2 separate regions of the Homo sapiens genome follow, and region 2 is linked to region 1. Evidence: read pairs that join two places in POLR2A ChIA-PET (ENCODE). Cell type or tissue: OCI-LY7. All regions are shown on one strand.

Evidence for each region. ChIA-PET counts read pairs that join two places held together with the same protein. Peaks named below come from ENCODE experiments on the same cell type or tissue, not always from the same donor. Only the 100,000 strongest peaks of a DNase experiment are listed, where the experiment ranks them.
Region 2: POLR2A ChIA-PET joins it to region 1 with 5 read pairs; 1 of 35 experiments calls an interaction of 5 or more read pairs at or near these places.

The regions. Positions count from the first base shown.
Region 1 is chr2:64,744,174-64,746,673 of GRCh38, reverse strand. No RefSeq gene overlaps it. Among named protein-coding and RNA genes, the nearest start is that of SERTAD2, 92 kb to the right of the region's middle. RefSeq lists a silencer at 894-973. In OCI-LY7, no CTCF peak of the experiment used is centred here; a DNase peak (open chromatin) is centred at 953; H3K4me3 peaks cover 1,347 bases; H3K27ac peaks cover 1,450 bases.
Region 2 is chr2:65,385,632-65,388,131 of GRCh38, reverse strand. The region is part of intron 1 of SPRED2 (sprouty related EVH1 domain containing 2); the gene reads left to right. Among named protein-coding and RNA genes, the nearest start is that of SPRED2, 46 kb to the left of the region's middle. RefSeq lists an enhancer at 1-388. In OCI-LY7, CTCF peaks have their summits at 726 and 927 (motif pointing right); no DNase peak of the experiment used is centred here; H3K4me3 peaks cover 58 bases; H3K27ac peaks cover 1,736 bases.

The DNA of each region.
Region 1 (2,500 bases):
AATAAAACACACTCTAAACTTTACCATACGCTTAATATGGTTACTCAATTGGGGAATATATTTTTCAAAATAAGCAAAGTTCATGGGGCCTACCGCCTGCCTCATTTATAGAATCATTCTATTTTACTTGTCAATAAAATCCAGTCTAATTACTGAGCCCTCTGAAGTTATAAAAAGCCAGAATTATCTTTCATTAGAGATCCTTGGTAATAAAATCTGAATACTAATCTACTCAGAATTGTTACAGTGTTCCATCACATTGTTAAAACTTTTCAAACACATATATGAAATATCTATTACAATGTGGGCAATTTTGTGTATATAAATCTTCGTTTAACCAAATCATCAGTTACCCAGTTCAGTTGAATATATTACATTTTCATTGGCTAAAATAATTAATTTAGAAAACTTGCCCTTTTTTGTTTTGATACATTTAAAGCAGCTAATCTACAGTGAAACTTTAAAAAATAATAATTTATAAGCACTTAGAACCTATGCTTAAGTGTTTGGTTGCAAGATCGAAAGTCTATTTTTCACTTGACACATTTTAGCGTGCCATTTATTCTATAGGTCACACCTCTTTCTTTCTTTCAGCTTTTTTTTTTGTGAGGACATTTGGGTATTTATTAGTGTTTTACAGACATATACAATTTCCGCAGGTTTTTTTTTTAAACAATGTTTGTTGTGTACAATTATTTGGAAAGAAGAGCAAGGAAGGGTAGAAATAACCTTTGAGGCTTGCGATTTCTATCCTTGTCTTCTAACATTAGGAACATGGATAACTATCTATACACTTTGTCAGTAATCAAAAGGAGAAGAAAATAACGTATGCATTATCTTATGGCATAAACTCAGAATTAAGGTCCATGAAGTTCTATACTGAGTGATGCTACTGATTGGCATGTGACCTTGAGCATTACACTTAACCTTTACCACTCTCCATGAGTGAAGGCAGTTACCCTCTGCTCACTCACAGAGGAAGTTGTAGGGGTCAGTTGTAAGTGCTTTTTAAAAGCATTTGAGAAGGACACAATGCAAGCAAATACAAAGTAAACATTAGCATTTATAAATGAATATTTGTTCATCATTATTTAAAAATTGTGACCTTTCAGATTTTTTACCTAATGGGCATTTTTCCTTTTAATTTTATATGTGAAGAGACTTCTTACTAGTATGTTCACAAAAATATATATATGGTACCTTTTAAAGAAGCAATGAACTTTGGTTTAGCTGAATGGGGTTTTAAATGTTGTAACACTGAGATTTTGGTACATCCTGGGTTATAACAGATGTTGATATTTTTGAGAACAAACTTCAGGTATCTTGAGAGTTAATACATTTTATTAAGTTAAAGTTTATAAAACTTATATTTGCATTGCAGGAAAACATGTTCAGACTTAGATTCCATTAGCAGTGTATTTAAATAGAAAAATTAATCATATTATTTACTTTTAAATTTCGAAAGGATTACTTGGCTGTAGGACCCATCTTGTTTTATTTTATATTTTTATTTTTTTGAGAAGAATGGAATCCCTGGAAAGGACCCTTCTTTATACTAACTTTTTTTTTTTTTTACCTTGAATGCAGTGAAATATGCATTATTTCAAAATATAGTGGCTTGGAGGATTTAATTTATTTCAGCTAATTTTGTATTTAGGAAAGCTAGGGAAGGCCTGTGTGGAAAGGCTGCGTTTTAAGAAACTGTGTCCCTAACAATGAGTTAGGAATTATTAAAATTTAAAAGTCAATGTATATAATTAGCATTATATACATTCCTTTGAATTCAGTTTTATGTCTCTGTGATTATTAGCAGAATTGTCACAACCTCATGATGTTACTCACTTTTTTAAGCGAAAATGAAATTCTAGTTTACTCAGAATAACAACTATTAAAACAAATAAGGCATGTAAAGAAATATTTCTTCTAACTGACTTTAAGAAGAGTGAATAGTGATCCTCAAATGTGAGGTTTCTAAGCAGAAAGCAACTTTAAAAAACATATTGTCCTTACTGTTCAGTAGCCAACCCACTGAAACTTAGAATGATCAGTTTTCTTTTTGAATTTAAAGTTCACATTGATGTTTATAATGTGTCGTGTGTTGGTATGTATAACTCTTTGGTATTGAATATTGACCTTTAACATATTAAATAAAATGATCAAACTAGTCTACCTTTTATTTAAATTTCATCTGTTTTTCACACCCTTCTTTTTATTCTTACATTGTATTTCAGTTTTCTTAATATTTCCACGTTTGTCTTTTCTTTTTATGCAGCATCTTCATTTTACTCTATCCTGTCTGCCTCCCAAGAATCATAGGAATTCTTTTTCCTTGATCATAGCAGGTTTTTTTTTTTGTTAGCTCCCTTTGCATTTGCCTCTATATAAGGTATGGAGTAGGAGTTTTTATTTAAACCTAAGACCAAGTTATAGCTTGTGTGAGGTGGTAACAAGGGAAAACTGTAACATATTTATTATTTACTGATTTTCTATTAATCTATTT
Region 2 (2,500 bases), 640 kb before region 1:
AGCTGCATGGCTGCATCGTGGTGGTTTTTAGAAATTCGTTCTCCGCTGGGCGTGGTGGCTCATGCCTGTAATCCCAGCACTTTGGGAGGCCGAGGCAGATCACTTGAGGTCAGGAGTTCGAGACCAACCTGGCCAACATGGTGAAACCCTGTCTCTACTGAAAATACAAAAATTAGCCAGACATGGTGGTGCACATGTGTAATCCCAGCTACTTGGGAGGCGGAGGCAGGAGAATCGCTTGAATGTGGGAGGCGGAGAATGCAGTGAACTGAGATCATGCCACTGCACTCCAGCCTGGGCAACAGAGCCAAACTCTCAAAAAAAAAAAGAAAAAGAAAAGAATTTGCTTTCCCTAGGTTTTCAGTGTGTATACATTTCCTTTCATATACATGTATATATATTATATGTTTATGGTAAATCGGCATTTTTAGTTTCATAGTCTTTAGATCTAAATTGGAAATGCATTTATATATTTAAATTTTTAAATTTGTTTTAACCAAACTCTATAGTATCTTCACTCTGGAGTTAGTATGCACACAAATACCTAACCTTTCCAATGTAGGCCCTAGTTACTTCCAAAATAATTTAGAAGTGTTTACAGATATGTTTTGACGATTTTGCTATGATTTTTCATTTATTGGTATCAGAATTGAATATATTTAGCTGTTGCTCTCTGCTAAGTAAACTGAGACCTAGGTGTGCTTACCATTGTTTTCTGTGAAAACCAGCTGATCCGTGTTACAAATGACTGTTTTAGCTATGGAAACAAGACACCTCTGTGAATATGATTCCTTGTGTGGTGGGCATCACTAGAGAGCAATGACTGTATTCCCTAAAGAGAAAGTGCGAGAGCGGCAGTACAGACCAAGGCAGAGGTGGCTGAGGAGATTGTTCCGGTCAGCAATGTAGAATTCCTGCCCCTGTGTTCTGTGACCCCAACAGAGGGAGCCAGCACCCACTGTGCACCTCCCACACAGCCCACACTGCACAAGGCATTTAGACAGTGCCTTAAATTCACTCCATCAATACTGTGAGAGCCCCACTGGCTTCCCCTTTGGGGTTTTAGACATTTAGGGTATTCACTGAATACTTTACGTTGAAGTGTTTTTCTATAACATTAGAACCAGGTTCAACTTAAAAAAAAAAAAAAAGCTCTTAGCCATATGTAGAAAACTGTTCATCCGTGTGAGTTCTAGGTGAAGTATGGTGGGAAAGCTGGGTCTCTAAAGCAGACATTCTTATTTTTTGTTTTGTTGTTTTTTTAAATTATACTTTAAGTTTTAGGGTACATGTGCACAACGTGCAGGTTTGTTACAAAAGTAGACGTTATTTTTAAAAGATGCTTTTATGCCCAAGACTTCTGAAACACAGAGTGCTCTGAATATACAGAATGACAGCTGAAGAGCCCAAACCTGAAATTTCCTTCCTTATATAGATAGTCCGAGCTTTACTTGATCTCTCTTCCTCTATAAAAATGGAAGCCATACTGTAAGGATGAAGATGATGTATATTTGTCAAATTCATGATTGCATTATGAGCTTACTAAGTTTGCAGCACTGTTCTGGGTGTTGCATAATCAGAAGTGACCTTACATTCTTAAGGGGGAGATACACAATATGCATAGAAGCATGTAAACAAAAAGAGTACAGATGGTACCAATGCCATGAGAGGTACGATAGAGAGGACGTGACCTGGCCCTTACCTAGTGAATACTTGTCTCCATAATTGTTAGCTGCTGCTACTACTATTGTGGTTGCTGAATGCCCTGCTGGGGTAAGAAGGTCCCTTGATTAAATCTAGTGAAGACCTTCTGATACCAGTGCTTTCTTTTTTTTTTTTTTTTTTTGAGACAGAGTCTCACTCTTGTCGCCCAGGCTGGAGTGCAATGGCGCGATCTCGGCTCCCTGCAACCTCCATCTCCCGGGTTCAAGCGATTCTCCTGCCTCAGCCTCCCGAGTAGCTAGGATTATAGGCACCCGCTACCACGCCCAGCTAATTTTTGTATCTTTAGTAGAGATGAGGTTTCACCCTGTTGGCCAGGCTGGTCTCAAACTCCTGACCTCAGGCGATCCTCCCGCCCCCGCTTCCCAAAGTGCTGGGATTACAGGCGTGAGCCACCGCACCCGACCAGTCCTGTGCTTTCTGATACAATATCATCCCCCTTCTTTGCCTCACCATCTCCCATGGGCATGATCAGTTAACAATTGCTGGAAAAATCAACTTTACCTGAACATTTAGGAAGCTATTTGGGATGTCCAGTGTTTTTCTTCCTCTTGAAAAACACTAACGCAGGTCTGCATTTATTAGGGGAGTGGGGATCATCATCTGTCTCTTCTGCCGCTTTGCTCTAAAGGAACTCAAGAGCCCATAAGCATTTTCCCTGAAAAGGTCATCATTTCCAAAGAAATGAGAGCTCATTTAAAGTTTCTAGGTATGAAAATCCTAGGTTCTTGCCCTTCTCCTTCCACTTCTTGGTGGCAGTGGGTAGGGAATCAAACAT